Linked DNA regions of Mus musculus: all the other regions are linked to region 1. A link is a loop called in an ENCODE intact Hi-C map of the cell type or tissue named here. Cell type or tissue: gastrocnemius. All regions are shown on one strand.

What was found. A loop is a pair of places that touch in the nucleus more often than their neighbours do. Peaks named below come from ENCODE experiments on the same cell type or tissue, not always from the same donor. Only the 100,000 strongest peaks of a DNase experiment are listed, where the experiment ranks them.
Region 2: it touches region 1 in a loop (2.3-fold over the local background); 7 of 42 quality-filtered maps call a loop at or near these places.
Region 3: a loop joins it to region 1, with 2.1 times the contacts of the local background. A loop is called at or near these places in 2 of 42 quality-filtered maps.

What each region holds. Positions count from the first base shown.
Region 1 is chr8:94,484,730-94,487,229 of GRCm38, forward strand. Nlrc5 (NLR family, CARD domain containing 5) reads left to right here. Exons shown (of 49, transcript NM_001033207.3): 12 at 1,903-1,986. Among named protein-coding and RNA genes, the nearest start is that of Nlrc5, 13 kb to the left of the region's middle. In gastrocnemius, a CTCF peak has its summit at 1,397 (motif pointing left); a DNase peak (open chromatin) is centred at 1,365; H3K4me3 peaks cover 447 bases; H3K27ac peaks cover 386 bases.
Region 2 is chr8:94,396,124-94,398,623 of GRCm38, forward strand. No RefSeq gene overlaps it. Among named protein-coding and RNA genes, the nearest start is that of Herpud1, 11 kb to the left of the region's middle. In gastrocnemius, no CTCF peak of the experiment used is centred here; a DNase peak (open chromatin) is centred at 1,404; H3K27ac peaks cover 405 bases.
Region 3 is chr8:94,277,019-94,279,518 of GRCm38, forward strand. The region is part of intron 3 of Nup93 (nucleoporin 93); the gene reads left to right. Among named protein-coding and RNA genes, the nearest start is that of Mir138-2, 46 kb to the right of the region's middle. In gastrocnemius, a CTCF peak has its summit at 1,478 (motif pointing right); no DNase peak of the experiment used is centred here.

The DNA.
Region 1 (2,500 bases):
TCAGGGGTGTGTTTTATCATCTCCTCTCTGTGATGGACCACATTTTATAGAGAAGGAAATTAAGGCACAGAGGTAAATTTGCTCAAGATCAAACAGGAAGGAAGCATCTGGCCTGATAGTCCCAGCCCCTCCTCGTGAATTCTGCCACTACCTTTGTGGCCATCAGTAGAGTGGGACTCCTCCTGCACTCAGGCAACCCATTCTTTACAAGCTAAAGAGGTTCCCATGATGCCTGTCTCCTGAGCATGGCTTAAGAACTGGTGGTGGTCATTACCTAGTGATAGGAAGGGAACTCCACCAAGACAGTCCCAGGAAGTCTCCTAAGGGATGTAAAGACAGAATGGTGGGGTCTCCAGGTGGTGGTGGCGTACGCCTTTAATCCCAGAACTTGGGAGGCAGGGAGATTCCTGAGTTCAAGACCAACCTGGTCTATATAGAGCGAATTTCAGGACTGCCAGAGCAACACAGAGAAACTTTGTATCTAAAAGCCAGAGTGTGAAGTATTTAGGGGTGAGTTGGCCCCAGCTCAGGGTATGGTCCATAGGGTGAGTCTGGGCAATCATCTATTGGTTCATTACTTTGTTTCATTGGAACACTAAGGGAGACAGCATTACAATGTATCAAAGATGGGCCAGCAAATGGCTTAGCAGGTAAATGCACTTGTTGCCAAGCCTGGCCACTCTGAGTCCAAGCTCCAGGGCCCACACGGTGGAAAGAGCGAGAATCAGTTCAGAGATGGCTTAGTGGCTGATTGCTTGGGGCTCTTCCAGGAAGCCTGATTTCAGTTTCAGTTTCCATGTTGGGCTGTTGTAACTGCCTATAACTTCAGTTCCAAGGGATTCCGAGCCTTCTGGCATCCATAGGGACCCATACATGTGGCACACACACACACACACACACACACACACACACACACACACTTACATACCAGAATTTTAAAACAAAAATGAAGGCATGAGATATTTCTAACCCCCTTGCCACGACTGAGCCTGGTCCCCTCACTTGCAACAGGACCCCAGCCACCCTCTCAGCTCTGTTCCCCCCTACTGCCAATCCAACTTAATCTCAAGCCTGGCTCATCTCCAGTGTCTTCATCCACTTCCTTTGTTAGAACCCGCATCTCTCACCTAGTGACCCATTAGCTTCTGCCTCACTATTGTCCCAGCTCCCACCATGGCATTCTCTCCCTGGCAGAATAGACAGAGTTTCACTGCCACCTACACCATCAGTCCCTCCCTCTGTTCAGGGTAAAGCCCAAATCCTCAAATCCTGCGGGACCCAGAAACCTGCCCCAACCTCCACAGCCCCTTTCTAAGGCCTTCCCCCCCTGCCCGAACCCCACCCTCACTCTATTTCCAGTCTAAGCACACTGGCTCCCTCTGGAGGCTGGTATGTTCTATGCCACAAGGTCTTTGTGTTACTCCCACTACTAGGGACAAGCTTCCCAGATCTCTCCCTATGGAACTCCTGGGATTTCCAGCAAGTAGTTAAAAAAAAAAAAAAATCAAGCCTCTCTGACCTTACATTGGGTCAGATATCCTCAGAATTAGGGAAGTGATCGCAAGAAGCAATTATGCATGTGGCAGAATACAGGAATTGTCAAAGGGGGTCCTTTGAGGCAGGCTTGTCTGGGTTCAAACCCAAGCCCACTCTTGAGCAAATCCCTTAAGGACTCTGTGCCTTGTTTACTCAGCAGTAAGATGAAGATACACTAGCTGCTGCTTCATAGACTGTGAGTATGAAATGTGCCACAAGTGTGTAAGTACCAAGGCCATTGCCACATGTGGAGCTGGCAGTCTTTAGTTATTATAAAGTTCATTCATGAGAACAATGGTCTGACTAAAGCCAGGGTTGGGAGAGGGGGAGCACTGCAAGAGAGTCTCCATGGTGCCTCTATCTTAGTCTTTCAGGGAACCATTTGGAAGATGATGGCTGTCGACTTGTGGCAGAGGCTGCTTCACAGCTTCACATTGCCCAGAAACTGGAGTGAGTTGTACTTCCCACTGTTGGGTAACAAGGGGAGCCAGGAAGAGTCCCATTTTTGTCCCTGCCACACCCTGCTTTCCATGTCCACGGTCAGCAATAGTAGCAGCATCTATCTACCCAGCTTCCTCTCTCTCCAGCTAAGTTTGGGTGTTGATTATACTTTGCCCTGGCCTCTGCCCTGAACCACCAGTAAGCTCACCATCTAAGTCCACACACATAGCACATAGCATGCCCATGGCACATCTGGCTCACAAGCTAGGTCTGTCCTTGCAACAACTGGCAAGGCTGGAGCCTTGCATGGGCCAGAGCTGAGGTACTGACTGGGTGGGTACTGTGCAGACAGGTCAAGACATTAGCGGACAATGTGACATGTTTGGTTGAGGTGCAGGTGTAAATTGTTGGAGTGGTGATCTGAGAAATCAGGGTGTACAGTGGTGTGGAGCTGGGATAGAGATGGTTGGGTTGTATTGGGGTTTTAGGATCCTATTTGGGTAAGGAGTAGTGAGGTCAGGAA
Region 2 (2,500 bases), 89 kb before region 1:
ATGCCGGTGGTCCTCACCCCTGATAAGCCCCCTCTTTCTCAGTCTGCCCCTAAGCCCTCATGCAAATTCCCTATGATTGACTGTCAAAGGAAGCACCCACAGACCTGCTTCAAAGATAGTTCTGCATGGTAGCTCCTGGAAAAGGACAGCTATTAGCCTAGTGTCTGTCTGGCTGTCTGGCTGTCTGGCTGTCTGTCTCTCTCTCTCTCGTATCCCAGCATCCCAGAGAGATAACAGTGGTATAGGGAACTCTTTCTTGTGGGCAGAACTTTAGGTAATGGCATCATATATTTGGGGGAAGAGAAATAGCCAGAATCACAAGTGTATACTGATTAGACCTTGTTCGTAATTATACTGTGGTGTATACTAATTATATTGTGGTATATGCTCATTCTGTATTGCTGGTTATGGGCTGAGGCTGGTAATTTAGTTGGTTGGGCAAAGACTCTGAAGGAACAGGATTGAGAAGCTGGTGGCAGGAGCCCTGGAAAGAGGCATGAGCAGGCAAGAGTTCATGGTACCTGTGCCCTGTGTGAATTCTCACTAAGGAGTGATCGCCACAAAAAGGCTTTTAGAAAGAGGATGGAGGGGGGATGTTAGGGGGACCTGCTTGTGGATACCAGTTAGGCTCCTTCCCTCACCCCCCCCCATCACCACCATTGTCCCAATGGCTCATGAACAAAGTATCAGGGTGACAGGGATGGAGGTCTTGCCTAGATTCAACATGAATTCTACTAATGGTGAACCTGCTCGCAGCCACTACTGAGCGCTCAGTCTGCCAGTCACAAAAGGATGGTTATCAAGCCCTTTGTTTCTGTGTTTGGAGAGCTGTCTTCTCTGCTCAGTGTTTGATGCCAATGCTATTCTGTCTTCATGGTATTCTGTGAAGCTCCACTTCTGATAAGGACCTCCTTCTCAGTACATGCAGGGGGCAGTGGGTCGACACTCAGTGGGATTTCCTGCCTTATCCTGTTCCCTGTTGCACTGGACCAAATAGTGTTCACTAAAATACATCCACATGGAGCCGGTGAACATGACCTGATTTGGAAATGGAGTATAAACAGAGATAATCTGGTTAAGATGACGTCATATTGGACAGCCTTCTAGGAACAGGAAAATCTGGACACTGGGAGGACAGTCTCATGAAGACAGGCAAAGACTGGACTTGCACTGTCGAATAATGCATCGCCAGCAGCACCCAAAGCCAGAAGGAGCAAGAAGTGGTCTTCCATGGAGATTTCAAGCATGGCCTGTCCCTGCTGATGCTATTTCACACTTACCGCCTACGCTGTGAGGACATATGCCTGTGTTGTCTTGCAATGGCTCCTGATGATTTGTTATGGAAGCCTGTATTCTGAAGCAGCTGGGGAGTGGCCTTCCGTGGACTCAGTTACAGTTACAGCTCCACCATGTGGCCATGCCTTGCAAAGTGGGGACAACGTCCACTAGGGTTGTATGCACGGAATCAAGCCAGGATGGAGAGTGACTCTGCCCTAGTGAAACCTTTGCACCTCGGCCCAGCATCTAGAGGGCATACATAGGTCATGTGGCATATATAAGATTCCTAGGACTTCATAAGAACCTCAACCCCCAAACCAGGAGGCCCGAAGACATTCTTGAGTTCTAGAGGCTTGGAGTCTGGATGTGTTGGCAGGTGCTCCTAGCAGGGTTCTGATGGAAAATCCATTCTGGACCTTTTAGTGTCCTAGCAACATGATGCTCTCTGGGTAAGTAGCTACACCACTCCCCTTCCTTGCTGTACCATCACCTGGCCCAGTCCCCTCCTCCTGTGCCTCTGCATCATCATGTTGTCTTTTAAGGCGATCAGACATTGGATTTAAAACTGAAAATGCCACTGTTTCCATAAAAGCACACACTCTGAGGTTCTGGGTGGATATAGATTAGTGTGTGATAAGTTCTGATCTGAGTGTGTCCCCCCCCCCTCATTTTCATGTTGAAAACAATCTCCAAATTTCATATATTGATGGTCTTTGGGGGTGACACCTTTGGGAAGTAGAGTTAGCTGAGGTCATGAGAGTGGGGCATTCTTGATGGGATTAGTGGCTTTCTGAAGTAGACCCCAGTTTATAGCTCCCCAGTTCTGTCCATGTGAAGGCCCTTCTCCATATTATTATGTAACCAAAGGCCCTCCTGACCAGGTGCTGGCACCTTGACATTGAGCCCCCTAGCTTTGCTGAACTGTGAGCTACAAAAACCTCTCTTCTTCACAAACTATCAGGTTGCATTACTCAATTTTAGCAACAGAAACAGACTAACGCAGGAGTAATTTAACTAATCAACTCACAACAGTGAGCAATGATTAACCTGGGTGCCAAGCATAACATGGCCTGGTTGCTTTGGGCTCCCTGTGCTTTTGCAGTGACAAGAAGGAAGCTACTATATTGGTTGGAGTAATAGATACTGGTGATTGAGAGGGAATTGGGCCACATGGCAGAAGCAGAGGGGAAGATGGGATATGGAAGCCATGTCTCCGTACTGT
Region 3 (2,500 bases), 210 kb before region 1:
CTTATAAAGGCAAGAACCACAAGGCTATATGTACTTGTCCAGTCAAGGGCAAACATACATCCTGACATACCTCCTGCCTGTATGTGACCAAGCACATCCTGTAGAGTTGGGACAACCGAGGTTGTTCACAGATGCAGAGCAACAGCCTCTAGCACTCCAGTGTGTTATCTGCTCTTGGCAAGTAGGGCTTGCAGATTAGAAGCATGTTTGTTTTATAAATCTCCCAAGCATAGTAATTTAAACTGAAAACAACTTTAGTCATAGCAAGTCTAGGAAGAGGCTTGGGAAACCTGGATGGAGACAGATTATGTTTCTGCCCACCTGTTCAGTTTATTCTTGTTATGCTTTGGGGTTTGGTGTTTTGAGACAAGTTATTACTCTGAGGCTCAGGTTGGCCTTGAACTCACAGCAATCTTTCCTAGTACTGGGATTACAGTGGTGAGCCACCATACCTGGCCCCATCCAGGCTCTGAGACTGAAGAGGAGGAGGAAGAAGACAGGAGTCTTTTATCCATTTGGATGTTTAATTTTGCTTTCATTATTTTATATGGTAAAATACATATTGTCCCCATCTTTAATTTAGCAATTTTATTCCAGCCCTGTGTAACTGTTACCAGAGTTGTTAAGAGTCAAAGCCTGGGGCTGGGTGTGGTGGCACACACCTTTAATCCCAGCACTTGGGAGGCAGAGGCAGGCGGATTTCTGAGTTCGAGGCCAGCCTGGTCTACAAAGTGAGTTCCAGGTCAGCCAGGGCCATACAGAGAAACCCTGTCTCAAAAAAAAAAAAAAAAAAAAAAAAAAGAGTCAAAGCCTGGGTCCTAGCTAGGGCTACTCATCCTCTCTAGACCAATTAAAGAAAGAAGTAAGGTTGAAGGACAGAGGACAGAGCCAGATGTGGTGGCTCTTTCAATATGGTCATACTGGGAAAGGAGCAAATGGACCCCACCCCCTCCAAATCTAGCTTCAAGGTCCTGACATGAGGTTTAGGTTAAAACAGAGAACAAGAAGTATGCCTAGCCAAGCAGTGCTAGTCTGATTGTGTGCCTCCCCATCATTATCCGGACTGCAGGCTGGCCTGCAGGGTGGTCTAAGGAGTTGTCAGACCTGTGTTAAGTTTCTGTCCTGGGGACAAGTTCTGGCTGGTGCTAAGTTTCAGCCCTTTTTCTCCCATCAGTGAGATACCTGGGGAAATTGGAATTTCTTGGGTAGTCTTAATAGTTTGATAGCCTATGGGAGAGAGACAGTGACTTTAGAATATCTTCATTCATGACTTTTCCCAAAGGTGTGTTCTTTTTTTTTTTTTTTGGTTTTTCGAGACAGGGTTTCTCTGTAGCCCTGTCACTTTGTAGACCCAGGCTGGCCTCGAACTAGGAAATCCTCCTGCCTCTGCCTCCCGAGTGCTGGGATTAAAGGCGTGCACCACCACGCCCGGCTAGGTGTGTTCTTTGGAGTAAATTAATCATCACCACTAGATGGCACAAGATTCCATCCATCACTACTGTGTACCTGTTAGTTCTTTTTAAAAGGTAGGCTGCTACTGTATAGTTTTGAAAGTATATAATATGTATAATCTATTCTAATGTTTCCTTGTAGAAAGGAATAAAAGATAAATATCAAAGAGCAGAATAAGTGTAATTGGCCCTATATATAACCAAACACAAACATTCTAGAATAAGCATTTTGTCTGACGTACAATGTGGTGGCACAGACCTGTGATACCAGTGATTGGGATGCTGGGCTAGGGAGTTTTAAACATCTTTGGAGAGAGAAATAGCAAGACCTATTGGAGGGATATTGAATATATGTAGATTTTCTTGTCATTATTGCCTAAATAATATGCTATATAAGCTCTCAACCCTAGATTCACATTGTGTTAGTGACCTATGGCTTAAAAATGTTCACAGGTCGCATGCAGATACTCTGCTGTCTGGGGAAGGGTCTGGACCTGTCTTCCAGGAGTTCTGAGAAATGGTTGTGTTGTGGGTTGTGTGTACTACAGAGAGCAGGTAGTCTTTGAGGTACATAGTGGTGTGGTCTTTGTTCATATGTGGGCCGTATCTGAAATCCGAGTCTCATGCACAAATGCTTCATTTAATATGTTGAGATTTTTTACAATATAGCTTTTAAAAGACAAGGAGCTTAAGACTAAGCTGATCCCAATAATTTGTTATTTCTTTTTGCTATGATACTCTTTTATTTTTGGAAATTATAATAAAATTACATCATTTACCCCCTTCTCTTTCCTCCCTCCTGCCCCTCCCATGTAAACCCCCTGCCCCAGTTTTCTTCAAATATATGATCTTTTTTTCCTTTAATTGCTGGTAATGTTGGTTTGCATGAGTGAGTGAGAGAGAGAGAGAGAGAGAGAGAGAGAGAGAGAGAGAGAGAGAAAGAGAGAGAGAGAGAGTGTGTATGTGTGAGAGAGAGAGAGAGAGAGAGAAAATTCTTTTTAATTCAATTGAGGGCTCTGTTTCACAAGAAGTACTTCTCTTTTAAGTGT